Linked DNA regions of Homo sapiens: regions 1, 2, 3 and 5 are each linked to region 4. A link is a loop called in an ENCODE intact Hi-C map of the cell type or tissue named here. Cell type or tissue: heart left ventricle. All regions are shown on one strand. Each heading gives the region's core, and the rest is flanking DNA. Links, peaks and the distances in the headings are about the cores only.

What was found. Hi-C counts contacts between places; a loop is a spot of excess contacts. Peaks named below come from ENCODE experiments on the same cell type or tissue, not always from the same donor. Only the 100,000 strongest peaks of a DNase experiment are listed, where the experiment ranks them.
Region 1: a loop joins it to region 4, with 7 times the contacts of the local background. A loop is called at or near these places in 3 of 110 quality-filtered maps.
Region 2: a loop joins it to region 4, with 6 times the contacts of the local background. A loop is called at or near these places in 44 of 110 quality-filtered maps.
Region 3: a loop joins it to region 4, with 7 times the contacts of the local background. A loop is called at or near these places in 39 of 110 quality-filtered maps.
Region 5: it touches region 4 in a loop (5-fold over the local background); 14 of 110 quality-filtered maps call a loop at or near these places.

The regions. Positions count from the first base shown.
Region 1 is chr1:201,581,823-201,587,623 of GRCh38, forward strand. The region is part of intron 1 of NAV1 (neuron navigator 1); the gene reads left to right. Among named protein-coding and RNA genes, the nearest start is that of NAV1, 46 kb to the left of the region's middle. In heart left ventricle, for the core only: no CTCF peak of the experiment used is centred there; a DNase peak (open chromatin) is centred at 3,069; H3K27ac peaks cover 421 bases.
Region 2 is chr1:201,789,744-201,795,544 of GRCh38, forward strand. It overlaps NAV1 (neuron navigator 1), which reads left to right. Exons shown (of 34, transcript NM_001389617.1): 15 at 1-49; 16 at 811-834; 17 at 946-1,023; 18 at 4,049-4,132; 19 at 4,723-4,834. All of the region lies in intron 2 of IPO9-AS1 (IPO9 antisense RNA 1), which reads right to left. Among named protein-coding and RNA genes, the nearest start is that of MIR1231, 16 kb to the right of the region's middle. In heart left ventricle, for the core only: a CTCF peak has its summit at 3,484 (motif pointing left); DNase peaks (open chromatin) are centred at 2,218 and 3,488; H3K27ac peaks cover 3,026 bases.
Region 3 is chr1:201,701,049-201,706,849 of GRCh38, forward strand. The region is part of intron 5 of NAV1 (neuron navigator 1); the gene reads left to right. All of the region lies in intron 2 of IPO9-AS1 (IPO9 antisense RNA 1), which reads right to left. Among named protein-coding and RNA genes, the nearest start is that of MIR5191, 16 kb to the right of the region's middle. RefSeq lists an enhancer at 2,314-2,886. In heart left ventricle, for the core only: CTCF peaks have their summits at 3,334 (motif pointing left) and 3,535; DNase peaks (open chromatin) are centred at 2,743 and 3,323; H3K27ac peaks cover 1,021 bases.
Region 4 is chr1:201,528,298-201,534,098 of GRCh38, forward strand. It overlaps CSRP1-AS1 (CSRP1 antisense RNA 1), which reads left to right. Exons shown (of 2, transcript NR_160747.1): 2 at 5,127-5,801. All of the region lies in intron 1 of LOC124904484 (a long non-coding RNA gene), which reads right to left. Among named protein-coding and RNA genes, the nearest start is that of NAV1, 7.9 kb to the right of the region's middle. In heart left ventricle, for the core only: a CTCF peak has its summit at 2,628 (motif pointing right); DNase peaks (open chromatin) are centred at 2,664, 3,104, 3,573 and 3,964; H3K27ac peaks cover 2,376 bases.
Region 5 is chr1:201,969,956-201,975,756 of GRCh38, forward strand. TIMM17A (translocase of inner mitochondrial membrane 17A) reads left to right here. Exons shown (of 6, transcript NM_006335.3): 6 at 1-709. Among named protein-coding and RNA genes, the nearest start is that of SNORA70H, 5.6 kb to the right of the region's middle. RefSeq lists a silencer at 838-1,015. In heart left ventricle, for the core only: a CTCF peak has its summit at 2,883 (motif pointing left); no DNase peak of the experiment used is centred there.

The DNA of each region.
Region 1 (5,801 bases), core at 1,075-5,074, 54 kb after region 4:
TGTATCAAAAAAGAAAAAAATAATAAAGCTCCCTGATAAGGTTCTAAGAATTTTTTTAAAAATGACCAGAAACACCATCCTGGCTAACACGGTGAAACCCCGTCTCTACTAAAAATACAAAAAATTAGCTGGGGATGGTGGCGGGCGCCTGTAGTCCCAGCTACTCGAGAGGCTGAGGCAGGAGAATGGCGTGAACCTGGGAGGCGGAGCTTGCAGTGAGCTGAGATCGCGCCACTGCACTCCAGACTGGGTGACAGAGTGAGACTCCGTCTCAAACAAACAAACAGACCAGGAACAGAGCTGCCATGTTTCACAAGTGGTCAGCAAAAGAGGAGCCATGCAGGACACCACAAATGAGACTGAGAAGGGCAAGGAAAGGCCAGTCATGAGTTTGTATCAGTCATTCTTACCAGAAACCACTTTTCATATTTGCAAGAGAGGAAATTTAGTGCTGAGAACTGGCTACATGAGAGAGAGAAGAGCTGACGAGTCAAACAGGGGAGGAAGCAGCTGCCACTCCCAGGCAGAGGCAACCAAGATCCTGGGAATCTGGAAGCACACAGGACCAGTATGGGAAGGGCTGGGCCTCCAAAGGGACTTGGATATTGCTATGACACCTCCTGAGGTAGAGGGGAAGAGAGAGGAATCCCCTGGCTTCTCCTTTCCTCCAGTGCCTCCTGTGGGCAGAAGCCAGCCAGAAACCAGCTGACTCAGGACCCTGGGACAGTCAGCCTACAGGAATCAGCCAGCCAGCTCCCCCACACAGAGAAGAGCTGGGGAATGGTGAGGAATGGATGGGAAGGAAAGGTCCAGGACAGGCCCAGAGGCCAAGGGGTGAGGAAATCCAACAAGGGAGCATGATTCTGCAGTGTCTGGTATCTCAGAGAGGTGGGCTTACGTGAGGAAGCCTGTCCTCGGGAATGGGAGAGTGGGAGAGCACTGGGGACCTAGTGAAAGAAAAGTGCTAAGGTCCAGTCCCAGCCTGGTCAACAGCCCCTGCCTGCTGATTGCAAAGCTGCTGGCTAGGAGCCAGGTCTATTACACCCTTCAACAAGCTAGACAGGATCCCAAGCAGACTGCTCTCCTTCTGAGATCCAATCACACCCCACTCTCTGATCTTAACTGTCATCCTTGCTGCTCCCTGTTCCCCTAGTCTTTGGAGAGGCTACAGGAGGCTACTGTGTATACGGGATCCCTCAGCATCCGCTGCCATAGCCCTGAGGGCTGGACCCAAGGCCTGGCATTGTGCAGCTCAGCCCATCTTCTGACTGTCCAGGTGTCTGAGTGGGGCCAACCATGGCGGCTCTACACCCTCTGGGGCTTGGCCCATTTGGTGATTTCTTAGCCTCCTCCCTGCCTGGCTGATTTCTTTGTGTGCCTCGGCTGGGCTCACGCTGCGTCAGGCTCGCCCGTGTTGGTATAATAGCCCTGATCGCTGTGCTTGTCGGAGAGGAGACAGCAGGGGCAAGGCCCCATCCAGGGCTCATCAGGCCCTGTACCCCAGCTGTGTTAATTGTCCAAGCCCTCCAACAAGCCAACCCTTTTTCCCATCTGCAATTAAGACAAAAAGCTCGTTATCTCTCCCGCTCCCATTATCTGTAGACTCTGCTAAGGGGCTCTTTCTCAAGAGCAGCACCTGCAGAGGCCAACAGAGGTTGGCATTAACTCCTTCCCTGCTGGAGATAGGAATCTCTGAGTGGGTGAAGGAGGCAGCTGAAGCTGGTAGGAATGGCTCTGGGACAGAGGGTGGCACTTGGGGCCCTGGAATGGTTCTGTTACAAGCTTGCTGGGTGTCCTTGGGCAAACAATTGACCTTTTTTGAGCCTTTGAAATCCTCTTTCTCCTTTCTTCCCAAGGAAGCCATGGAAATAAATAAGGAGCTGTTGAAGTTGCCAGCTCCCTGGAGTAACTGTGTAAACCTCCGGTCTTCTATTCTCATGGCCAATAGTGCTTCCACTGGTCAAAACTCAAGCCTCAAGATAAAGCATGTAAATAGCTTAAGAAGAGCAGTGCTGGTGCCTGGGGGAGAGGAGCCAGTCAGGACCTTCAGCTTCCCAGGGAAACTTGGATTGAGTAGAATGTAGCAATCTCACTTTGCAGCGTGTCCTTCAGCAAGTCACTTACTCTCTCTGTACTCCAACTTCGTCCTCTGAAAAATTAAAGAATCCAACTGGATCATCTCCAAGATCCTTTCCAATTGAGAAATTCCATCACCTGTGATGATTTTTCTGTACAATGCAATTTGGGAAGGACACTAGCATTTATGGAACCACTGATATGTGCCAGATCTTTCACATGTGTTGTTATTTCCACTTTAAGTGTAAGAACAATATCAAGTTCAGAGATGTGAAAGAAGTGGTCCAAGGTCAATCATCCAGTACCTGGAGGACTCTAGATTCAAACCCACATTTATGAGACTGTAAAACCATTGCTCTTTTTCATGATACCATGTTTTTAGGGACTGCCCATCTAATGGTTCCTTACAAGACAGAGCTGCATATAGAGGGGGAAATGTAACCTACTCTATATGCAGCTATAAAAACAAAGAATCTGGATTCTAACCACTTAGATTCTCCAGAGTCATAATGTGTTAGGAAGGAGTGAATGAGAAATAATTTTTTTGCCCCTCTGGTCTCCCATGTGACTGAGATTGCCTGAGATGTGTGTGCAGACTCTCAAAGAAAAAGTTGTATAATTGTCAGGCATTGGATCTTGTTTTCATCTTGGTAAACCAAATCCTGGAGATGGAATACAGCTGCTATCTCAGCAGCTGGTTCCAGCTTGTGATGTGCCTGTGTCCAGCAGAGCCCACGGCAGCCTTATGAAAGCCCTCCTCAGTCTGTTTCTAGAATCTCCTCTGAATCCATAAGAAACCGCCCAGAGCTTAGCCCATCAGCCCTGCTGACAGGCTGGGCCAGTCCAGATGCTCCACCAAGGCCTGGATTCTGGCTCTTTCACTCAGTTCACTCATCTGCCCCTGAGTCATCCAGAGAAAGGGGTTTGGGGAGAGTCCGGAGCAGACAGCAAAGCAGGGAATCAAGGAAGCTCTTGACCAACTGGCAGGCAGCCCAAGTCCTGGCATCCCACGGGAGAGGAGAAGGGCCCCTGCCTTTCCAAACCAAAGGCTCACATGAGTGAAGGATGGGCCTGAAATCCTCACTCTGGAAGCAACTGACCAAGGTCCTCCCACCCAGCCCCAACCCCATGCACAACTAATAAGACAAATGCTTCCTGTCTTGAGTTCCCCATTCGGGTAGTTTTCGCAGGGGCCTGATCTTCTCCCCAGTCTCCCAAGCTTTGGGCAGGTCATTGGGCCCTCATCCCTGAAGTCAGGCACTGGGCTGGATCTATTCTGGTTTTAGGGTTCTGAACGTGTGATGACTCATCTTCTGCTGAAGGGTTTTTCATGGAGTACTGAAAACCCTTAAAGCAGAACATTTCAGAGTGTGTTCTGTGACTTGCAAATTATTCTGTGAGAATACGATGATGGGGGAGGCACAGAACTAGGTTTCTGTGGTCAGCTAAGTTGTGGAAATGCAGTAAGATCATCTGTCTTTTGGAATCTTGATCTACATGAACATAGGAAAGGCTCTGAGAAGCTCTTCATTCACAGACACACACACACACACAAATAGACAAATCGGACTTCAACAAAATTAAAAACATTTGTGCCTCAAAGGAAAATATTGAGAAAGTGAAAAGACAACCCACAGATTAGGAAAAAAAATTTGCAAATCTTATATCTGATAAGGGTCTAGTATGTGGAAAATATAAAAAACTTCTACAATTTAACAATGACAAAAAAAACTGATTTTTTAAATGGGAAAATGACTTGAATAGACATTTCTTCAAAGAATATATATAAATGGACCACAAGCATATGAAAAGATGCTTAACATCACTAGTTATTAAGAAATGCAAATCAAAACCAAAAGGAGATACTACCTCACACCCAATAGGATGGCTGCTATCAAAAGCACAGAAAGTAACAAGCATTGGCGATGATATGGAGAAATTGGAACAGAATCTGTGTGCAATATTGATAGGAATGTAAATTGGTGCAACAGCTATAGAAAGCAGTATGACAGTTCTTCAAAATATTAAAAATAGAATTGCCATATGATTCAGCAATTCCACGTCTCAGTAGACACCCAAAAGAATTTGCAAGCAGAATCTCAAAGAGATATTTGTACACTCATGTTCATGGCAACATTATTCACCATAGCCAAAGGTAGAAGCAACCCATGTATCTGTTGACAGATGAATAGATAAACAAAATGTGGTATGCAATGAAATATTATTCAGCCTTACAGAGGAAGGAAATTCTCATATATGCTACAACATGGGTGAACCTTGATGAAATGCTAAGTGAAATAAACCAGCCACAGAAAGAGACAGTCTGTGATTTACTTCTCTGGGTTACCTAGGGTAGTCAGATTACTAGAGACAAAAAGTAAAACGGGGATTGCCAGGGCCGGGGGAGGGAGAAATGGAGAGTTATTTTTTAATGGGTACAGTTTAAGTTTTGCAACATGATAAGAGTTCTGAAGCTAGATGGTAGTGACAGTTGCACAAAACTTTGACTATACTTAATCAATACCACCTGTATTAGCCTGCTTGGGCTGCCATAACAAAGTGCCACAGACTAGGTGGCTTAAACAACAGAAATTTATTTTCACACAGTTCTGGAGTCTGGAAGTCCAAAATCAAGGGGCTCAGGTTGGTGCCTGGTGAGGTCTGTCTTCCTGGCTCACAGGTGGCTGCCTTCTCCCTGGGTCCTCACACAGCCTTTTCTCAGTGGGCAGGCACACATGGGGGTGGGAGAGGAAGGGAAGACAGAGAGCAGGGAGAGAAGGAGAGAGGGAGAGGGGGAGAGAGAGAGATCTTTGGTATCTTTTTCTCTTTTCACCCTATTGAATTAGGGCCCCACTGATATGATCTCATTTAACCTTAATTACCTCTTAAGACCCTATCTCCAAATATAACCACACTATAGGTTATGTGGGTTAGACCTTCAAAACACAAATTTGGAGGGTGTGAGATATACATTTCAGTTCATAGCACCTCTGAACTGTGCATCTAAAACAGTTAAGATGGTAAGTTTTAGGCTGGGCACAGTAGCTCACGCCTGTAACCCCAGCACTTTGGGAGGCCAAGGCTCACTTGAGCCCAGGAATCTGAGACCAACTCTGGCAATATAGCAAGACCCGCCCCCTCATCTCTACAAAAAATACAAAAATTAGCCAGGCGTGGTGGTGCGCACCTGTAGTCCCAGCTACACAGGAAGCTGAGGTGGGAAGAAGGCTTGAGCATGGGAAATTGAGGCTGCAGTGAGCCACGGTTGTGCCACTGCACTCCTGCCTGGGCAACAGAGCAAAACCCTGTCTCAAAGAAAGAAAAACAAAGATGATAAGCTTTATGTTATGTGTAGTTTACCACATTAAAAAAAAAAAACAGAAACCTTTTATTTTTCAAATGATACTGTCAAGAAAGTGAATAACTCAACTCAAATAATGAGAAAACATATTTGTAAATCACATATCTGACAAGGGTCTAGTATCTAGAATACATGAAGAATGATTGCTGGACATGGTGGCTCATGTCTGTAATTCCAACACTTTAAGAGGCCAAGGGGGGTGGGTTGTTTGAGTCCAGGAGGTTGAGACTATCCTGGGAAACACGGCAAAACCTCATCTTTACAAAAGATGCAAAAATTAGCCAGGCATGGTGGTGTGCCTGTAGTCCTGGCTACTTGGGAGGTTGATGTGGGAGGATAGCTTGAGCCCAGGAGGCACAGGTTG
Region 2 (5,801 bases), core at 1,019-5,018, 260 kb after region 4:
CGGCTCAGTGCTGTCCCTGGCCTCCAGTGCCTCCTCCACCTACTCCTCAGTAAGAGCATTAACTTCTCTTCCCCTCTCATCCCCTCCCCTCTACCATCCCATGCTCCCTAGAACCTCCTTGGAGTTGGGTAACTGGGCGGGGGATGGGGGCACTGCTGGCTCTTCACTGTACCCATTGGGGTGGGAATGGGGGAGGCACCTAGAGCTTGTAGCATTCACTTGGGTGCCTCAGGTCCTCAGTGGTCTTTCTGGCCCCACCACCAGCTCCTGAGCAACTCTGGTGATTTTTGTTCCCCTCCTTTGAAAAATGGAGAATCCCCATGTTAGCAAGCCCTTTCTGTGCCATGGTAGATGGGAAGCTTTTATGAAGGTGAGATGAATAGATTTCTAGGACCCGGACTCCAGAACCCTAGAAGTGACCAAGTGTTTATTGTGGGGCACCAGCCACAGCATTTGGCTATTAGGCATTTCTTGATTTGTAGATTTGTTTTGCTCCTAATTCTTTACTCCAAGTTGCTGGCAATAACCGTTAGTTCTCAAACCAACCAAAGTCTCATTTCCTAGCCTTTTTGGCAATGACAAAGTTTGCTGGAGATGAGCTCCAAAGAAATCTTTTATTGAAACCCTAGTATAGATCTGAGCCGAGTCCTGTGAGGAGCCAGGGCCAGGAAACAAGAGTTTCAGCCTCTCTGCACCTCTGAGTCATGCTTCTTCACATTTCCTACCCTGCCACTGGGACCTGACTTCTTCACCTCCATAGTAACTACTTCCTTTCTCTCTCTTTCTCTCCTTCTGTGCTCCCTTCTTCAGGCTGAGGAGAGGATGCAATCTGAGGTAGGGTGGAAAGCCTTTGTCTCTGCTTGTTAACATCACTGCACCTCATTTTCCTTCCAAATCTTATACAGCTTCTGCAGCCAGTAGTTTGTATTTCTCTTCCTTTTACAGCAAATCCGGAAGCTTCGTAGGGAACTGGAATCATCCCAGGAAAAAGTGGCCACCTTGACGTCTCAGCTTTCTGCCAATGTGAGTGCCATGAAGTACGGAAAGATCAAGGCAGTTATTTTGACTATCGTTAGACAAGTTCAGCCAAGGGAGGAAAACTACCTGGTAAGGTATCCCCTGGACTGAGACGTCAAGGGCATGCGTCTTCTTCACAGCTCTATGATAGAAGACGAGGGGATTGTTCTTCCCCTTCTCTGAGCCTCAACTTTTATGAAGAACCATTTTGCTTCTACTCTAATTAATAGGTATGGATGAGTTCATGTCTGATGGGCTGAGCTCCCTAGAGAAAGAGAAGAAGATTGATTACCAGTGGTTCTGCATGGAGGCAGAAACAACCTTGCCATTGGCCATGGACAAAAGCAGTTATGGATTATAATTATAGGGCTCTTAGAGCCTTTCCACTGCCCTGGGGGGTGTTCATGTCTTTGTTCATGCCACGTAACTGTGCAGGCACATGATTGGTCATTAGAATTCTGTCTAGTGACCACGACACTACTGAGAAACCTAACTCCCATTCTGGTCTGACTCCTTCATTCCCAACTGCCTTTTCTGAGCAGTCTCCTTGGGCAGATGGTAGAAACAATCTGAAATTCAGGTTGAGAGCTAGAATTCTTTGTTTCTACTCTCAGTACCTCCATTTAGAACGAGTCTATTTCTTTAGACCTTAGTTTTTCTACCCTGTGACATGGGGAGAAATGAAGCCACCTCCTCTAACCAGGCTGTGGTACTTTCTCCCCTGTGACTGAGTTGCAAACAGAGAACATAAGAGCCATTTTCCCCCAAAGCTGTAAACAACAGCTGAGCCGGATCTGCAGGAGCTTTCCAAGTGTTTGCACAAAAGTAACCATGTCTGCAATTTCCGCAGTAGTTTCTGGTTTTCTCTCTGCCCTTCCTCTCTGGGGAACCCAGCTGTCAGGCCTGGGGTCTATCCGTCGGAATTAGGTAGAAGAATCTCCACCAAGATTCTGAATGTTTCCAACACATTTCAGCAGCAGTTCCCTCACCACACTAGTTATTCTCTCGATTCTCTTTTCCCAAACCCTCAATTCATAAGTTGTACCAGTTTGTTTGAAGCTCATGTTAAGCACTTTTTCCCACTCTTGGGGGACCCATAAGAATTGTAACATAAACAAGAACCATCTTTTCTCTCCCTTGTGCCACACCCACCAAAGCAAATGGCCTGGGTCACGTCCTGCACACCCCAGGAAATTCATGTCTGGGAGATGCTGGGGGGGAGAGGCGCCAGGGAGGCAGAGAACATTATTATGTCTGATTCATTTACACTGCAATCTGTCAGCCACCATGCTGTCAAGGCTGGGCTGAAGCCAAGAAATTGAATTTAGAGGGTGATTTTTCTTAGAACAGGAAGTTCCATTTGGCTAAGAGAGAACAAACTAAACACCCAGACACGGTGGGTTCTGCATCTTAAAGGCAGATTTTTGCCGAGGGTCAGAACCCTGCCCTCAAGCAGGAGATGGGATGCTGGGACTCTAGGAAGGTTCCACAGCTCTCTTCAGGATTCCGTGACTCCAAACCAAACTTTTGTCATGTTCCATGGAACTTCCTAGCCACTAAAGCTGAGGGCACACCCTAGATGTAGGGGCCCAGACCACTTTACCCCTCTCAAATGCTAGCCTTTCTGCAGCACCACTGCTTAGCCCTGAGGTCTTACAGGTACCCTAGTCTGGGGTTGGGATTAAGGGAAGGGTCAATGTAGGGAGAGGAAGTGTAGGGGAGAGCGGGGAGAAAGCCCAGCCAGAGCAAAAGGGTTCCCCTGGATGGGGAAAGGCAGCACAGAAGAGCATACAGGGGTTCTTGGGGCCTCTCATGAGTAGTCTTCCAGGGACTACAAGGAGTCTACAAGCAGACATGCAGGATGTAGAGAAGCAAACCAGAGAAGACCTGAGGTCAAGAAGACAGATGTTGCCTGCACAGTGGGTGAAAGGAAACTGCTCAGGTTGTGACATATTATAATCTCCTCAGAGCCCAGGCCTTGACAGATTTATAGTAAAAGTGCAAGAGGAGGCTCTAACTGGACTAAAGGGATTGCCTCCAGCCCTGGTCCTATGAAGTAGGCTCCAGACATGCGGAGCAGTGGATGAAAACTAGAGTTGACCCAACAGGGAGGGAGAATTGTAAGCCAGTAGGAGCCATGAGAGTGCCGTCGATTTCCTAGAGCTCTGCATGAAGGAGCTGCGCAGAGTATGCCCACTTCTTGCTAGGGTCACCAACTTGCTCAGATAGTCTCACGATGGCTATTTCTCCATCCCCAAGTGCTCCCCTTTCTAGCCCCCGGCCTCATTCCCTTTACCTTGCCTATACATCTTGCAGCCAGTTGGCCAGCTAGAGGTCAAACTATGCCAAACCAAGTGGCCTTAGCTCCTCCACTGAGCACCTTTCCGAACTAGCCTGCCTCTTATCCAGAGAGCCCTTTGGTATCCTTCACTCCTCATGAAACAGACCTGACACCTAGTGGCCAAACGGTGGAATGCCTCTGCAGTTTCCTTCCAGCCTTGCAAACCTGGAGAATCCGGGAACAAGGAGCAGCTGCAAAGCAAGAAAGGGTGAAGCAGTGGAGTAGCAGAGGAGGAAGAAACGCACCAAATAGTTTCTGCCAGGAGATTATTTGGTCCCTTGGGGGCCGGCCCACTCCACAATGCAGGAGTTAAACCAAAATAATAGGAACGACCCCAGAGGCTATGGCCCGCCTACCAAGTTGGCCACACCAAATATCACATAGAGCAGAGGGATAGTCCTACCTCTGGTAGTTGATAGGTTTTAGATCTCAAGTCTCCAGGAGCCTCTGGAAACCTGCCCTACCCTCAACCTGGCTTCATTATTCAAGAAGCTGGTTCCCACCAGAAAATTTCTTTGATTTCCCCTTTGTCTGCTCAGGAAAATCAATATTTTTTTAACCACCAAGAGGTTTGCTGGCATTGGTCAGCTCCGAGATACAGGAAATCAGTTAAAACTATTTCCCATTGTCAGTTATTGCCTTTCCCCCAGCCTTATGCAACTTAGCAATCTCTTTCTGTGTTTGTTTCAGGCTAATCTGGTGGCTGCTTTTGAGCAGAGCCTGGTGAATATGACATCCCGCCTGCGACACCTGGCAGAGACGGCCGAGGAGAAGGTGAGAGGCCTGGGAAAGGGTGGGAGGGGTGGGTGCGGCGAGGGGGTTCTCCTGGACAGAGAGGCCGAAGCTGACCATCTGTTCTTGCTCATGAATGCCAGTTTCTCCCCACCTCACTGTCACCCTGGATTCTCAATCTGCCCCCCAATACAGTGTGAGCATATTCCTTATCCCAATTCCTTGCCCTTCTCTATCAAGTTTTGCAGAATTCCAATGCCTCGCCCATTGCCTGACACATCATAAGGGCTCAGGGCTCCTGCTAATCCCAACTAATGACGCTGTTTTCTTTTTTTGAGATGGAGTTTCGTTCTTGTCACCCAGGCTGGAGTGCACTGGCGCGATCTTGGCTAACTGCAAACTCTGCCTCCCAGGTTCAAGCGATTCTCCTGCTTCAGCCTCCCAAGTAGCTGGGATTACAGGTGCCCGCCACCACGCCCAGCTAATTTTTGTATTTTTAATGGAGACCAGGTGGCCAGGCTGGTCTTGAACTCCTGACCTCAGGTGATCCGCCCACCTCGGCCTCCCAAAGTGCTGGGATTATAGGTGTGAGCCACCGTGCCCAGCCAACGCTATTTTCATTTCTCTCTTAGGACACTGAGCTGCTGGATTTGCGAGAAACCATAGACTTTCTGAAGAAAAAGAACTCTGAGGCCCAGGCAGTCATTCAGGGAGCCCTTAATGCCTCAGAAACCACACCCAAAGGTAGGACATCCAGCCACAGATTGAGAGGGAACAGGGAGCAGGAAAGTAAGAGTATTACAGATTTTTATCTGGGCCCATAGTATTCCAAGTCCTATATCAAGTCTCTAGAAGGTGAGGGCCTTTAGATACCCTTTAGTGTGATGTCTGGACTGGTCAGTGAGGAGTACCAGGGGCATGACCCCAGCTTCCTAGGGCATGAAGGCAAGTAGAGGAGACCTGTAAGCCCCAGGGGTCCTCTCCTTAACCTTTACCTCACGGCCAAAGAGCCATCAAAGACCATCGTTAAAATAGCCCTTTACATTTTTATGCAAATGTGTTGTGTGTCCACACACACACAAACAATCTTATTTGATCCTCACTTTAGTTCTCCAACTACTCTTCCAATGAAACAACCAAAGCTCACATAGGTTATATGGTGCTGAAATGGCAAGTTAGCCTGGACGTTTAGTAACCAGTCAAGCTTTGCTACAGAAGTCAAGATGGATGGGAGTCTGATGCCACAAAATCTGTGATCTCTAACTCCAGTCAGGTCTTCAAGATACCTTGGCAGTCCTCTTACTTGTCCACAGTCAGTTTTCTTTTTTATTCCACTACCAGTGATTCCCAGCTTTCATTGCTTTTTTCAAGCTCCTCATTCCACCACTGATTTGCCTTACTCTGAACATAGCTTTGGCGCCCCCCTTAGTTAAGAAAATGAACATTTTCAAGAGAGAACTCCATTGACTTTTCCCCACTCCATGCGTTTATATTCATCCAATACTTATTTATTTGTCTCCATTTTGTTGGAAGGATTCATCCCTTCTGGCCAAGAGTGACCGCTTATCTAATGTTTTGGGATGCCCTCTTTAGCAACCATACAACCCCCCTTTACCCAACACATGCCCTTTTCTACCTCTCTAATCTCTTATGCTCTATTCATTCCTTCCCTGCTTATAAACCTGCCAAAGGCTCTTGTATGTTAAAGGGG
Region 3 (5,801 bases), core at 901-4,900, 170 kb after region 4:
TGGCACTTGTACACCATGGAATACTATGCAGCCATAAAAAAGGATGAGTTCATGTCCTTTGCAGGGTCATGGATGAAGCTGGAAACCATCATTCTGAGCAAACTATCACAAGGACAGAAAACCAAACACTGCATGTTCTCACTCATAGGTGGGAATTGAACAATGAGAACACTTGGACACAGGGTGGGGAACATCACACATGGGGGCCTGTTGTGGGGGTGGGGAGCTGGGGGAGGGATAGCATTAGGAGAAATACCTAATGTAAATGACAAGTTAATGGGTGCAACAAACCAACATAGCACATGTATACCTATGTAACAAACCTGCACATTGTGCACATGTACCCTAGAACTTAAAGTATAATAAAAAAAATAAAAAAAGAAAAAGAAAAAGAGCCAGTAATATTAGCACAGACCAACTCCAGTGGCTCTAAGAGTGCTCCAAGGTGGTGGAAACTTCTATATCTGTGCTGCAGTAGCTACGAGCTGGTGTAATGATGTGGCTATTGAACACTTGAAATGTGGCTAGTGCAACCCAACAACTGAATTTGAAACTTCATTAATTTTAGTTAACTTAAATCTAAAAGATGCTCAATATCATTAGGCACTAGGGAAATGTAGATGACACCTACAGTGAGATACCACTTCATACCCACTGGATGGCTATCAAAAAGAGACAATGACAAGTGTCAGTGAAGATATGGAGAAATTGGAACTCTCATATACTGCTGATGGGAATGAGAAATGGAGCAGCCACTTTGGAAAACAGTCTGGCAGTTCCTCAAAATGTTAACTATAAAATTACCATGGGACCCAGTATTGTACTCATAGGCATACATTCAAAAGAAATGAAAACATGCATCCATATAAAGGCATGGACGTGAATTTCATAGCAGCATTATTCATACTAGGCCAAAAGTTGAGATGACCCAAATGCCTATGAAATGAATAGATAAACTAAATGTGGTATATCCATACAATGGAATATCATTCAGCCCTGAAGAGGAATGAAGTAGTGATGCTTGCTACAACATGGAGGAACCTTGAGAACGTTGTGCTAAGTGGAAGAAGCCAGATGCAAAAGGCCACATATTGCATGATTACATTTCTATGAAATGTCTAGAATAGGCAAACTCACAGAGACAGAAAGTAGATTGGTGGTTGCCAGGAGTTGGAGCAAGGGGAGAACAGGGAGTGACTGCTAATGGCCACAGGGCTTCTTATTGGAATGATAAAAATAGTCTGGATTAGATAGTGATGATGGTTGTACAACTGTGCAAATATACTAAAAACAATTGAACTGTACATTTTATTTGTTTTTTTTATTATTATTTTTGAGATGGAGTTTCACTCTTGTTGCCCAGGCTGGAGTGCAATGGTGCGATCTCAGCTCACTGCAACCCCTGCCTCCCAGGTTCAAGCGATTTTCCTGCCTCAGCCTCCCAAGTAGGTAGCTGGGGTTACAGGAGTGCACCACCATGCCAAGCTCATTTTGTATTTTTAGTAGAGATGGGGTTTCATCATGTTGGTCAGGCTGGTCTTGAATTCCTGACCTCAAGTGATCCACCAGCGTCGGCTCCCAAATGAACTGTACATTTTAAAAGGGTGAATTTTGGTATGTGAATTCTCTCTCTCTCTCTCTCTCTCTCTCTCTCTCTCTCTCTCTCTCTCTCTCTCTCTCTCTCCCCATTCTGACTAGTGGCGACAATATTGGACTATGCGCTCTAGAGTCAGACTATCTGGATTTGAATTCTGGCTTTGCCATTTGCTGTTATATGTCCTTGGACAGCTTACTCAACCTCCCCAGGCTTCCGTTTTTCTCAACTGTAAAATGGGGATAATAACTGGGCTCTCTCAAAGAGTTGTCCTGAAGATTAAATGGGCTAATATACATAAAGCTGCTAGAATAGTGCCTGGTACCCAGCCCTGTAGAAGAGTTAGCCAATACTAATCTTACTAGTGTCACAACCAGAAATCCCCCAGGGCCTCCTCCAATTGTCATCCACACCTGGACTCAGCCCCTCCCCACTCCCGTCCCCATTTGCCTGCAGATGGTTCTCTCTGCTGTGTAAACTGTTGCCATAACAACCACTCCCAGCTCCCAGCAGCAGTGACTTCTTTGGAGCAGGGTGTCACATGAAGGGTCTGGGCAGGATCACTAATGGAAAACATTTTCAGTAAACCTTGAGGTTCACTGGGCAGGAAAGTCAAGGCCTGTTGGGGAACAGAGGGCCACGTCTCCAGGCTGAGACAGGCAGGCCACCTTCTGCAGGAGGCCAGCCCTCTGAGCCCAGCCCGGAAGTCCAAGTCTTTAAATGAGAGAAGACAGAATATGTTCGAGAGTCTGCTATCTGATCCTATAACCTATCATTCTGATCCTATAATCTAACATTCACAAGGAAATGGGGCAGGGAGGTGTTTCTCCTGAGGTGGAGAAGTCAGGATAGCAAACTAGCACTCCTTCCAAACAGGGCTCGAGGCCAGGCACCCTCTCCTGGTCCCACAGTCCTCCGCATGGACCACCCTTGACCTTGGCAAGTCCTTTCCTAACGTGATCTTGTTGCTAAATATTAGTGGCTGTGGAGGTATTGCTTTCTCCTGGAACTTTAAGCTCGTCTCCCCGGCCCAAGTTTGCTGCCAAAGGCTGCACTTTTGCACACGGCTGAGCAGGGCTGAGCTGTCCTGTGACAGGCTGTGGCCTGAACTAGCCATCCGCGTGGGGCTGCCCTGTGGTCACTGCCTGCCCTCAGCTCGCTGCAGAGAGAGGCTGCCACTCCCCAGAAAGGGTCAGCCTGGGTGTGGTGGAGGGGGTGGGGTGACTGTCCTCCCAGCTCATCAGGCAGCTCCCAGCCTCAAGAACACTGCGGAGGAGCAGAGGTGAGGCCTCAGAGCACAGATCTGAACCCTGATCTATTTAATATTTCCCCAGGGGACTGGAGCAGAAAGGCCAGCTGGAGCCTCTTGGAAACTTTGGCCCTGAATCAGAGCTTGCCAAGTGGGGCTTGTGGGTCCCCAGAACCTCCCTGGTGCCGAAGGCTGGTTGGTTAATCCCAGAAGCCAGGCCCTGCTCCCTCTCCCCAAGAACCGGGTGGGCTCCCCGTCATAGATACTGCAAACTCAGGCTGTTCTCCCAGCCTGGCCACGAGGCCTAGGGTTGCGGGAAAGATGTCAGCCCTAGGAGTGCAGAGTCCTGGGAGGAAAGGAGCTGTGCTAAGCAGGAGACTGAGGGAGAGAGACCTGGGCGGTGGCTCCCGAGCCTGAGCGAGACGCTGTCCACCTCGCTGCGCTGCAGTCGCAGCAAGGCCACAGCCGGCTGAGGACCGGCAACGCCCCCTTGTGGCCATTCTCAGCAACAAGCCCCCAGAGAGCCTGGCGGGGGCTGGACTGGGGCTGGGTTCTCTTGCTGCAAGGCTGAGGTGGCTAGGTGACTTCTCTTATCCCAAGCCTGGAGATGAAGGAGGCGGCTTTTCCTGAGAACAGACTTGTGCCTGAAGAGTAGATTTGTTCTGAAGGCCAGGGACACTTTGCGTAGCCACTTGGCATCAGGAAGTCAAGCCCTGGTTTTGTAATGGACATCCAATACTGGTGGTATGCAATGAGATGTAAGGATTTTCCAAAATGTGGCCTTATGTAGCACACCCTCCACTGTGGGGGTTTGCAAAGATGAGGCCCCATCTCCATCCTGTTGAATCAGAAGCTCTGGGGGGTGACACCCTGGTATCTGCCTTTTTAGCATACTCTGAGAGAAAAGATGCTTTTATGGGCTTCAGCCAAGTACAAAACCATAGAACCAGACTGTCAAAGCTGGGTAGGGGCTTGGGTATCCTCTACTCCCACTCCCATATTTGTAGATAGGGAAACTGAGGCCCAAAGAGGGGAAGTAATTCACCCTAGCTCCCACAGCTAAGTCATGTGTGCCCCCAAGCTAGAACTCTAAAAATTATTATTTTTTATAGTGATGGGCTCTTGCTGTGTTGCCCAGGCTGGTCTTGAACTCCTGGGCTCGAGGTATCCTCCCATCTCTACCTCCCAAAGTGTTGTGATTACAGGCATAAGCTACTGCCCCTCACCCTCTTTACGTGTTCTAAGTTGTCCACCCGGCATGCCCTGCTTTACGATTCCTCTTAGCCCAGTGCCCAGTGGAGATGCATTACCGAGGGTCCCTAATCCAAGCCATCTCACTCAGTGAAAATCAAAACCGTAGGTGATCTGGAAAGATACCTGCCTGGCAGTTCCAGGCTGAGATGGCCGTGCATGCTCCTCTCTCTGGCCCCAGATTTGCTTCTATTTCCTAGTTTTTCTTTCCTTGCCTCACACACCCATGTGGCCAACACATTAGTCCTTTAGTCCTGGCTCTTTCTGGGTATGTGTCCCCATGCAGCAAACAACAGGAGTGCCATTGAGCGCTGGGCTCCAGTTCAGCCCACTCGCTGATTGAGATGGTTCCGGATTCTCTGGGGTAAGGATGAAAACCCTGGGAGCTCCCCTGGGGAGCAGGAGCACTCAACTACGAGAAGCATGAGATTTGCCATGCTGCGGGGGTTCGGTGACAACTGCCTCTGACAATATTGTGACTTAAGTGGGGGAACGAGGGAAAGATAGGATTAGTAAGAGAACAAATAGTCCCCTGCCTGCATCCTCCATGGAAATGGGGTGCCTCTGGTGTGGGGGCCTGCCAGCATCTGTTTTAGAGCTTCTCGGGTCATCAGATGGCGAAGAAAAGGATAGAGAGAGGGGATGGAGTCACTGTAGGGACAGTTACTGTGCTCTACCTGAAGGCAGAGGGGATTTGCTTGCTGGGTTATCTGTCAGTTTTCCATACCTGCCCCCAGCCACACTGTAGGATGGAGCCTTTGCAGTGAATCAGTGCAAGGTCACTGGATGCAAGAACCAGCAGAACCCTCCTAGTCCAGCTCTGAGCAGTGGGTAGAGACCTGGAGTTTATCGTTAGACCAAGGAGTGCACTGAGGTGGGCCTGCAATGCTCTCCCTGGCTGGAGTTTGAAGGTTTGTGTCCTTGAGTGGAAGAGAGGAATAAAAATGATTCCCAAAGACGTTTGACTCATTGTAAGCACCAGACGATCATCAACAAATGCTGGTTGTGAGATGTGCAGATAAACTCCCACTGACCTGGGCTTCACCCTAGGGATCTAACAGGGTCAGGAAAGATATTTTTCTCTCTCTCTTTTTGGGAGTTATTAAGAAGGGGTGTGTGTGTGTGTGTGTGTGTGTGTCTGTGTGTTGTGTTGCTTATGTTGCTTAATCCTTCTTGTTTCCAGATCATTTAGCCTAGCCTGGATTTGGGACCCAGTCCCAAACCATCCCACATGATTAATTTACATTGCAGTTCACCTCTTCTGGTGATACATCTCTGTGTGTTTCATCCCCAGCCCACAGCATGGAGTGCTGGTCTAAAGATCCCTGGGCCAAGAGTGATAGCTACCATGCCATTCACAACCTGGTGACACTGGGCAGGCCCCTCCCCTCTGGACCTGAGGGATTGTTGTTCCCCCACCACCACCCTGAAACCGCCGTGTACAAAATGAGATCCTTTCAAGTTCTGAAGTGCCATGACTTGAAAACATTCTTTCTTTGGCTCACTTCCGTTCCTTCTGTTGGTTCCCACCTCATCCAGCCACTCACAGCAGAAGCCAGTCTAGAAGTCAGGTGCAAATGCAGTCCTCTGTGGCCTCTGCCCTGAGCCAAACCACTAATGTGGGATTTGAAACACTGGTGGAAATAATTAAGATTTCAACAGTTATTCAGTTTACTTAATTGTCAGCCAATAATTAAAATTTTATAG
Region 4 (5,801 bases), core at 588-4,587:
CTTTATTTCTTTTTTTTTTTTTTTGAGACGGAGTCTCGCTCTGTCGCCCAGGCTGGATGGAGTGCAGTGGCACGATCTCAGCTCACGGCAAGCTCCACCTCCCAGGTTCATGGCATTCTCCTGCCTCAGCCTCTGGAGTAGCTGGGACTACAGGTGCCTGCCACAACGCCTGGTTAATTTTTTGTATTTTTAGTAGAGATGGGGTTTCACCGTGTTAGCCAGGATGGTCTCGATCTCCTGACCTCATGATCTGCCCGCCTTGGCCTCCCAAAGTGCTGGGATTATAGGCATGAGCCACCGCACCCGGCCGTAATGCTTTATTTCTTAAACTCAGGGCATTTACAGATGTGATGGTTAAATTTTATGTGTCAACTTGTCTGGGCCAAAAGATGCCCAGATATTTGGTAAAATATTATTCTGGATGTTTCTGTGAGGGTGTTTTTGGTTGAGATTAACATTTAAATCAGTAGAATGAGTAAAGCAAATTGCCCTCTCTAATATAGGTGGGCCTTATCCAATCAGTTGATGGCCTAAATAGAACGAGAAAGGCTGACTCTCCCCTAAGTAAAAGCGAATTCCTCTTGCCTAACTGCCTTCAAACTGGGACATTGGCTTTTTCCTGCCTTCAGACTTGAACTGAAACACTGGTTCTTCCTGGGTCTTGAACTTGCTGGCTTTTGGATGGGAACTACATCATCAGCCCTCCTGTTTCTAAGGCCTTCAGACTTTGGACTGGAACTAACATGCTATAGACTCTCCTAGGTCTCCAGCTTGCTGACTCACCCTGCAGATCTTGGGACTTGTCAGTTTCTACAATTGCATGAGCCAATTCCTTATAATAAATCTCTTTCTCTCTCCCTCTCTCTATTTCTCCCTCTCCCTCCCGCCTCTCTTTCCCCCTCCATCCCCTCCCTGTCTATCTATAGTGTACATTCTATTGATTCTGCTTTTCTGGAGAACCCTGACTAATGGAACAGATATGTTTGTTATATTATTCTGTATACCTTTTGCAGGCCTAAAATAGTTCATAATAAATTTTAAAATAAATAATGAATGAATAGACGTTAAAATGTCAGATGCTATAGAGGGCAAGTAAAATGAGAACTGGAATATGTACATTAGATTAGCTATTAAGAGGCCCATGATTGCCTTTGTAGGAGTGTTCAGAGTGGAGGCCTAATGGTGATGGGTTGTAGAGTGATAGGGGGTCTACACACAATTCATGGAGTTTAACAACAAAGTGAAAAAGAGCTCTGGGTCTAGAGTAGGGTGCAAAGGAGAGAAAGGGTTGTGTTGTTGTTGTTGTTGTTGTTGTTGTTGTTTGAGACAGGGTCTCACTCTGTTGCCCAGGCTGGAGTGCAGTGCAGTAGTGCAGTCTCGACTCACTGCAACCTCCGCCTCCTGGGCTCAGGTGATCCTCCCACCTCAGCCTCCCGGATAGCTGGAACCACAGACATGAACTAATTATTTTGTATTTCTTATAGAGATGGGGTTTTGTCACCTTGCCAAGGCTGGTCTCGAACTACTGGATGCAAGCAATCTGCCCGTCTTGGCTTCCCAAAGTGCTGGGATTACAGGGTCAAGCCACCATGCCCAGACAGAGAAAAGAGTTTTAATAATGGAAACACTTCTCTGTGCTGTGGGGCTTCCATACTAATTCTGTTGGAATTATCAGAGTCCTGGTCCTCCTTTGGTCGCTATGACTATTCCAGTAGAGATTCTGGAAGACTTGAACTTCGTCTCTGTGGGTACAAAGTGATTTTTTTTTTTTTTTATGTTTCACTCTTGTCACCTAGGCTGGAGTGAAGTGGCACGATCTCGGCTCACTGCAACCTCTGTCTCCCGGGTTCAAGCAATTCTCCTGCCTCAGCCTCCCAGGTAACTGGGATTACAAGCACCCACCACCACACCCGACTAATTTTTGTACTTTTAGTAGAGCCGGGATTTCGCCATGTTGGCCAGGCTGGTCTCGAACTCCTGACCTCAGATGATCCACCCACCTAGGCCTCCCAAAGTGCTGGGATTACAGTCGTGAGCCACCACACCTGGTCTTAGTAAAGATTTTTCAAAGAGCACAGTGCTACTGTCTCTCATGGAAAGAAAAGTATTAAACCCATGATGATTACATCTTAGTCTAAGGGGAATATTAAACCCACAATAAATTAAGCTAAAACTTCACAAAGACTCTGCAAGGCGTTGGGGCAGGACAGGGGGTGGGTAAGGAAGGGGTTGATTGTAACTGGAAAATCTTGGGCTACTTGTGGATGGTGTTTTTTTTCTTTTCTTTTCTTTTCTTTTTCTTTCTTTCTTACTTTTTTTTTTCCTCCTAAAGGTTGAGCTTGGCTAAAGGAGTGTTGCTAATGGTTTCCCAATTTAGTTTCAAGGGGATTGGCAGCAGGGTTTTCCAGGCCACAAAGGCTGAAGGGGGACATACTATTAGTCTGTCTCACTCCTCCCAGAAACTCAGTCTGGGTTTACTGTAATTTCATCTTAGTCTCGTCAAAGGCACTCCAGATGAGGAGATTCTGAGCTGGGGTATTTCTTCCTACCCCTCCCAGACAGATTGCAAGGTTTTTCCAATACTGCATTCTCCCTGGGGCTCTCCCTGGTTGGCGTGGAGAGAAAAGCGCCAGCAGGGGTCAGCAGTGTCCCACATCTGGCCGGGAGCTGCTTGCCACATGTGCTGTTTCTTCTGGCACGGCACTGTCAGAGATACTGGGGAAATTGGCGAGCACCGTTCCATTGAGGCGTTAGCATCATTATGAGCATCGCAGGCTCAAGATTCCTCTCCCTGAAAGTGGGGTGGGCTGGATGAGTGGAGGGTGTGTTCTTTATAAGCACTATGTGGGGTGTGGGTGTAGAATCCAGACATCAGCAATGCCAACTCACCATCTGGTTTTCTATCGGGAGGTTTTTATGTGTATTGGCGTGAGCAATATATTGTGTCGGTCTGGGTGTCAGAGGACGCGTGTCAGAGTTGCCTTGTTGAAATTTTCCCAGGGACCTGGGATTTCTGGATTCACCCGGTATCCAGGCTCTCCCAGAGCGGCACTTTAGCTGGCCAAGGCCTGGAGCAGAGTGTGTGCAGCGCTCCCACGGCCGCCTGCCCGGGCCTGCCCCCGACACATGCTTAGTGGAATTCTCCCGTGGCAGCCCAGAGTCTCCGGAACGAAGGTCTCCACAGCCAAAGCCACGCAAGAGGCTCTCCTGCTCTCATTTCCAGACGCACCCTCATCCTTGGCCTCTCCCTGCCTCAGTTCTCTTTGACTCCTCCGGTCCTTGTTGCTGCTCAGCTCCAGGGCACCCCCACCTCCCAGGACAAGTCCCCTGACTTTACAGCTTACAGGCCCAGAATAACAGATGGCCAGAGGCATCCCATTCAAGACTCCCCGCCTCCTTCCTAGCTCCTCAGTCTCTCCCACCCCAATGTGGTGGTGCCCAGGGAGGGGGTCAGGAAACCACAGAGGGCCTGTGGGAGGCGTACAGCTGGGGACAAGCGTGGGCTGGAAGAGGAGCCCAGTCTGTAGCTGAGACTCCCAGGGCCTCATGACCTTCCAGGCAGCCTCCACCGCTGCTATGACAGGCAGATGCCCGACTTTCCACCTGCTTTCTGACCTGGCTTTGGCAAGGCCTGAGCACCTGGCCTGCTTTCCCAGGAGTACAGTTACAGCAGCTGATCTAGGGAACAGGTGTGGGCTCCGTGTCACAGCTGCTGCTGAGCACATCTGTACCCACAGTGAGGAGGCTGCAGCTGCAGCAGGGCCTGTCAGTCACTCATACTCTCCCCGGAGTTGGGCTGGGGGCACTGAAAGGGCCAGGGGTGGAGAGAATCTGAGATAAGCATTCACAGAGCACCTTGCTCCTAGAGATCCCAAAGTGTGACCCCTGACAAGGTTTTCCCACAGTCAGCCTCACTGGCACCAGCAGCGTGGGAATTAGGGCTGGATTCTCCCCTTCTGCCTTGCTTCCCAGCCCTTGGGCCACAGTCAGCTCCTCCTCCTTCCTGGCTAGCTCAGCTCAGCTTTTGCAGGATGGAACTCTGAATCCTGGCTTCCAGTGGCTCTCCCAGAAAACTAGGAGGGAAGTGCTTGGAAGAATGGCTCTTTATTCATGCAAATGATTTCTTGCCATTTAAGAGCCTCAAACCACAAAATCAATTAAAGAGAAAAGGGGAAGATTTGGGGGTCTGTGCCAGCCACTGGATGCAATGCTTTACCTCCATCATCTTATCAAATCTTCCCAGCAACCCTACTGCATAGCTATTATCAAGATCATTTCTGTTTCCCAGAGGAGAATTCAAGGTTACACAGTTAGGATGCAGTGAATCTGGGATTTGATTGCCGTCCTGACTCCAAAGCTTGCACTCTGACCACTGGGCCACACTGCCTCAAATCTCCCATTCTCTGTTAAATCCAACATCTGAGCCCCATTCTTTCTCCCTTGCAGGGAATCACCTGCCTACCTCCACCTCATCCATTTCTCACCACAGCTGGATTCACCTCTACAGCCTTTACCTCCAGTCGTATTTGGCAATTCATCCTTTTCCAGCTCCTATCATCCTCCCCTACCCTCACCAAAGTGGACATCGCAGCCTCTAAATCTGAACGGAGCTGACACCTAGCACCCACCCTCTCACCAGCTACCTCTGGGTTCCCCCACCCGGTATTCCCTTCCTCACATCCAAGCCTGTTCCCCTCAGGCCCTGTCATGGCCTGAAATAGTCTTTGCCCCTGTCTACCACTCTCCAGGGTCCCTCTTGACACCTACTTCTGCTTTCCCCTCTCAAGACACCTTTTCTTGGCATTTTAAGACTATTTACTGACTATTTATTGATATAGGAAAATGCTTACAGAATGTATTAGGAGTATCTTACACTTTTTTAATAATTATGTATGTAATACATGAATAGATTCTCCTTGTAAAAAACAAACTCAAACACACAGAAAAAGTTAATGACTCCCTTGATGACTGCCAGTTTGAAGTGTTTTTCCAGACCTTAAAAAAATATACTTTCATACAAGCATATGTACATATAGAAAGATATACTTTAATGGGGCATCTTTCATCATAAATTGGATCATAATGTGCAAATTGTTTCACAACTTTTATTCTCTGTTTGTTTTCAGACAGGGTCTCACTTTGTTGCCCAGGCTGGAGTGCAATGGCACAATCATGGCTCACTGCGCCCTCCACCTCCCAGGCTCAAGCCATCCTCCTATCTCAGCCTCCTGAGTAGTTGAGACAACAGGCATGTGCCACCATGTCTGGCTAATATTTTAATAAAATTTTTTGTAGAGACAGGTTCTCCATATGTTGCCCAGGCTTTGATTCTTCTAATGCTCGGTATTAAGACTCTATGACTGTGTATTATACATAGAGTTTACATGTGAGTAAGTTCTGGGTGGAGAGACACTATTCCTTGCTAGGGCCTTAAGAGTCTGGCTGCAGCTCTGCTATCACATGGGCAAAACCAGCTACATAATTTACAAGATCCAGTGCAAAATAAAAATGTGACATTTCTTGTTAAAAATCATTGTGAATTTCAAGATGGCAACAACAAAGCATTAAACCAAGCAGGGGGCCTTTCTAAGCTTGAGCCCCCGTGTGACTGCACAGGTCATATGCCCATGAAGCTGGCTCTGCAGAGACTAGCTGACCGTTGGACTGGCTGTGTCCTGGATTCTTTTAGTTAATGCATTCCGTGTTCTGACAATGGACATTCCTGTCTCAGCCTCCACATTGGATCTGGTCCCCTGATTCTGCACCCAACATTCCTCAGCCACATTCCCTGCTCCAAAGCC
Region 5 (5,801 bases), core at 737-4,736, 440 kb after region 4:
TTGTAGACTTCGATGTTTCATGCTCATGTACTTCAAATAATGCATGTTTTATAGTTAGTCCCTCATCACTTGAAGTGACTTCTGAGAATTATGCAGAGTCAACATGGATCATTTCACAGTGAGATGCTTTATGGATTGAAGGATATGGTAAAATGTTTATAGTTTACTTTGAAAGTAAAATATACTATGTCTTGGTTTTGAGGATATTGGATACAAAACTCTCTTCCTTTAGGGCTACTGAGTCTTGATTCCTGATCATCAGAAATTTCACCAGAAACAACTTGCTTCCAATATACCCAATTCTATATGAAGAATTCATGGAGAGTGTACTGGCACTGGAAGAGTTTAGTGTTTCTTGTATGCTTGAAAATAAAGTATGTACTGTTTTGAATGTGTTCCAAGTCCTCTGCATAAACGATGTATTTTGGGGTCTGGTTGGGCCTGGAAAATGGATGAGCACTTCAGAACAGGTCATTTTCCTGATATTGGAAGTGACATGTGGCCCTATAGGAGGCATGATGTTAGTTAATTACACATTTGCCTACATCTGTGGGAAATGGAGAACAAAGCCATGTGGGTACTGTAAACACACGTTTATCTTTTGGCCCAATGCCATACATATGGTAGGCATTTAATTACTGATTGTGTTTGGATAATTTGGGAATTTTCGACTGTGGTAAAATATACATAAAATAATACTTATTAACCATTTGTAAGTGTATAATTCAGTGGCATTGAAATACAGTCATAATGTTGTATAACAGCCACCATTATGTATACCCAAAATGTTCTCATTATCATCAACATAAACTCCGTTTTGTTTTTAGAGACAGTGTCTTACTCTGTCACCCAGGCTGGAATGCAGTGGCACAGTCATAGCTTACTGCAGCCTCGAACTCCTGGCTTCGAGCCATCCTTCTGCCTCAGCCTCCCACACCCCATGCTGGGATTACAGGCATGAGCCACCATGTCCAGCCTTCACAAACATAAACTCTGTACCTGTTAAATAATAACTTCCCATTCTTTCCTCGCCACAACCACTAGTAACCACAATTCTGCTTTCTGTCTGTGAATTTGCCTTTTCTGGGTACCTTATATAAGTGGAATCATAAAATATTTGTTTTTGTGTGTCCGTCTTAATGCACTTAGCGTGTTTTAAGGTCCATGTAGTAGCATGTAGCAAAATTTATTTTTAGGGCTGAATAATATTCCATAGTGTGCATATACTACATTTTATTTGATGATCAGTTAGGTTGTTTCTACCTTTTGGCTATTGTGAATTATGCTGCTATGAACATTGGTGTACAACTATCTGTTTCAACTCCTATTTTTGGTTCTTTTGGATATATACATAAGAGTGAGATTACCGAGTCATATGGTAGTTCTAGGTTTAACTTTTTTTTTTTTAAAGACACAAGAGTCTGGCCGGGTGCAGTGGCTCACGTCTGTAATCCCAGCACTTTGGGAGGCCAAAGCGGGCAGGTCACAAGCTCAGGAGTTCGAGACCATCCTGGCTAACACAGTGAAATCCCGTCTCTACTAAAAATACAAAAAATTAGCTGGGCGTGGTGGTGGGCGCCTGTGGTCCCAGCTACTTTGGAGGCTGAGGCAGGAGAATGGCGTGAATCCGGGAGGTGGAGCTTGCAGTGAGCCGAGATCTTGCCACTACTCCAGCCTGGGCGACAGAGCGAGACTCCGTCTCAAAAATATAAAAGAAAGTGCTGGGCGCGGTGGCACACGCCTGTAATCCCAGCACTTTGGGAGGCTGAGGAGGGTGAATCACGAGGTCAGGAGTTCGAGACCAGCCTGGCCAACATGGTGAAACCCGGTGGGTACTAAAAATACAAAAAATTAGCTGGTAATGGTGCCGGGCACCTATAATCCCAGCTATTTGGGAGGCTGAGGCAGGAGAATCACTTGAACCTGGGAGGGAAGAGGTTGTAGTGAGCCAAAATCACACCACTACACTCCAGCCTGGGCAACAGTGCAAGACTGTCTCAAAACAAAAAAGTAATCCACTATTGCATGCCAATTTGGCACAAGATGTCAGATACAAAGCAAAACAGATGGGGTATTTCTGATGGGCATTTCAACCTTAAAAGTGAGAAACTAACTTCACTATTCCAGTAAAGACCTAGGGAAAACCTCCTTCCTAATCTGCTTGTTTCTCCAGTTATTTATTTCAGTTATTAAAACAATTTAGTTTTTTTACTTTTTATCTTGAGCTCTACTCTAGTATACCAAATTTAGTTTTAGAATATTTATTAAACAGTTCAGCTGGGGATGGTGGCTCATACCCATAATCCCAGCATTTTGGGAGGCTGAAGCAGGAAGGTCGCTTGAGGTCAGGAGTTGGAGACTAGCCTGGGCTAGTGAGACGCTAGCCACAAAATGTAAATTTAGCCAGAGATAGGGTGCACACCTGTAGTACCGGCTGCTTGGGAGGCTGAGGCGGGAGGATCCCTTGAGTCTAGGTGGTCAAGCCTGTAGTGACCTATGATTATGCCACTGCACTTCAGCCTGGGCAACAGAACAAGACTCTTTTGTTTGTTTGTTTGTTTGTTTGTTTGTTTGAGATGGAGTGCTAGGATTACAGGCATGAGCCACTGCACCTGGCCAGCACTTTCTTTAAATAGAGACAGAGTTTTGCCACATTGTCAAGGCTGATCTTGAACTCCTGGACTCAATCCTCCCACCTCGGCCTCCCAAAGTGCTGGGATTACAGGCGTGAGCCACTGTGCCTGGCCGAAATAGTGGATTTCTGAATCAGGGTTTGGAAGACATGGGTACAGCTGCACCTGCTATTGAAAGTGCATCTGTTTTTCACATAGGAAATGTCTGCAAATTATGAAAGCATGGTCATAGCTCCACCCTGTGGCATGTTACTTATAGTTAAAATTAATTGTCCAAATTCTATTCAGGCTGGGCCCAGTGGCTCATGCCTGTAATGCCAGCACTTTGGGAGGCTGAGGCGGGTGGATCACTTGGGGTCGAGACTTGAGGTTTCACCTTGTTGGTCAGGCTGATCTCGAACTCCCAACCTCAGGTGATCTGCCCGCCTCCGCCTCCCAAAGTGCTGGGATTACAGGCATGAACCACCGCATCTGGCCTCAAATAATAATAATAATAAATTCTATTCAGTCTGTTAGATCATGGATGAGACCTTGTCTCTACTAAAATTCAAAAAATTTAGCTGGGCATGGTGGCATATGTTTGTAGCCCCAGCTACTCAAGGGGGCTGAGGCAGGAGGATTCCTTGATCCTGGGAAATGGAGGGAGCAGTAAGCTGAGATCGCACCACTGCACTCCGGCCTGGGCAACAGAGCAAGACCCTGTCTCAAAAACAAGAAAATTGAGGGCCGGGTGCAGTGGCTCATGCCTGTAATCCCAGCACTTTGGGAGGCCGAGGCGGGTGGATCACAAGGTCAGGAGATTGAGATCATCCTGGCTAACATAGTGAAACCCCATCTCTACTAAAAATACAAAAAATTAGCCGGGCGTGGTGGCGGGCGCCTGTAGTCCCAGCTACTTGGGAGGCTGAGGCAGGAGAATGGCGTGAACCTGGGAGGCGGAGCTTGCAGTGAGCTGAGATCGCGCCACTGCACTCCAGCTTGGGTGACAGAGCGAGAGACTCTGTCTCAAAAACAGAAACAAAACAAGAAAATTGACAATGGCTAACATCTTTAGCTAATAAGACAAATAATTATTGGATATTTTCCCTCCTTTTCCCTATGTTTGACATATTCTAGTCCTTTTCAGTGCATAAAGCTAGGAAATATGTAGTATATAATCCATGCACATAAACTTCTGTTTATTTCTGTATCTGTCCTTGTGTTATAAAACAAAAACTAAGTCCCTCCAACTTCAATCTGGCACCACAGGATTCATTCTAGCTGTCTCTCTTAGTTGTAACAGCAAGAAACCTGGCTTCTCATTATAATAATTTGCTCATTTGTTCAATCCTGGTTACATATATTTTGGACTTAGTAAATCATAGCTCTGAGAAATGGATTTGCCAGCTAGAACAGTGTTTGTACACAGTTGTTTTCAGTCTTCAGTATCTATTCAAAACATGTTCCAAAGCTATTTAATTATACTCCTTTCTCCCCCACTCTCTTCAGTGTGGTTATGCAATTCATTTGCAATGTGATTGTATTCATTTCCCCAGACTTCATTCCATCTTTCTCTCCACATCTTGGTGGATTTTTAAATTACATTCAGTAAAATTCACTATGGGGTACAGTTCAGTTAATTTTGATAAATGCTTAGAGATGGCTACCCACCACCACAGTTTCACACAGATAATCTTAAACTACAATCACATCACTCCCAAAATGTCTTCATGCTGCCTTTTTCTTTTCTTTTCTTTTCTTTCTGAGACAGGGTCTTGCTCTGTTGCCCAAGCTGGCATGCAGTGGTGTGATCAGGGCTCACTGCAGCCTTGACATCCCAGATTTGAGCAATCCTCCTGCCTCAGCCCTTTGAGTAGCTGGGACTACAAGCATGTGCCACCATGCCCAGCTAATTTTTTTTTTTTAATTTTAGTAGAGACCAGGTCTCACTATATTGCCCAGACTGGTCTCGAACTCCTGAGCTCAAGCAATCCTCCTACCTTGGGCTCCCAAAGGGCTGGTATTACTGGTGTGAGCCACTGTTCCCGGCCCATGCTGCCTTTTTATAGCCAACCCCTCTCCCTACTCCTTCCAACCCGTGGCAACTACTGGTGTGTTTTTTGTCTGTAGTTTTATCTTTTCAGTAGATAAATGGAATCTTACGACATGTAGTATTTGGATCTAGTTTCTGTCATTTAGCAAAGTGCATTTAATTCATTCATGATGGTATGTGAATCAATCATTTATTCCTTTTTATTCCATTGTGCAGATGTACTCTTGTTTATTCATCTCTTCACCAGTTGAAGGACATTGGAGTTATTTCCAATTTTTCATGATTATTCATAAAGTTGCTATAAACCTTTACTTACTGGTTTTTGTGTGAACATGTTTTCATTTATCTTGGATAAAATAAATAGGATCACTAGGTTGTAAGGCAAGTATATGTTTAATTTTATAAGAAAATGCCAAATTGTTTCCCAAATTGTATCATTTTACGCTCTCACCAGCAACCTATGAGGGTTCTGGCTGCTGTGTATCCTTGGCACTTGGTAGTGCCATTTTTTTTTTTATGTTAGCAATTCCGATAGGTGCTAGTGGTTTTAATTTTCCTTTCTCTAATGACTAATGATGTCCATCCTTTCATCTGTTTGCCATCTGTGTGTCTTTTTTAGTGATGTGTCTGTTCAAATCTTTCATGCTTTTGTTTTTGTTTTGTTTTGTTTTGAGACAGGGTCTGGCTCTATCACCCATGCTGGAGCATTGGTGCAGTGGTATAATCTTGGCTCCCGCCTGCAACTTCCACCTCCTGGGCTCAAGCAATCCTTCCCGCTCAGCCTCCTGAGTAGCTGGGACTACAGACACATGCCACCAAGCTTGGCTAATTTTTGTACTTTTTTGTAGAGACAGGTTTTCACCATGTTGCCTAGGCTGGTCTTGAACTCCTAAACTCAAGCCATCTGCCCGCCTCGGCCTCCCAAAATGCTGGGATCACAGGCCGGGCATGGTGGCTCACGCCTTTAATCCTAGCACTTTGGGAGGTCGAGATGGGCGGATCACTTGAGGTCAGGAGTTTGAAACCAGCCTGGCCAACATGGTGAAACACTGTCTCTACTAAAAATACAAAAAAAATTAGCCAGGCGTGGTGGTGGGCACCTGTAATCCTAGCTACTTGGGAGGCTGAGGCAGGAG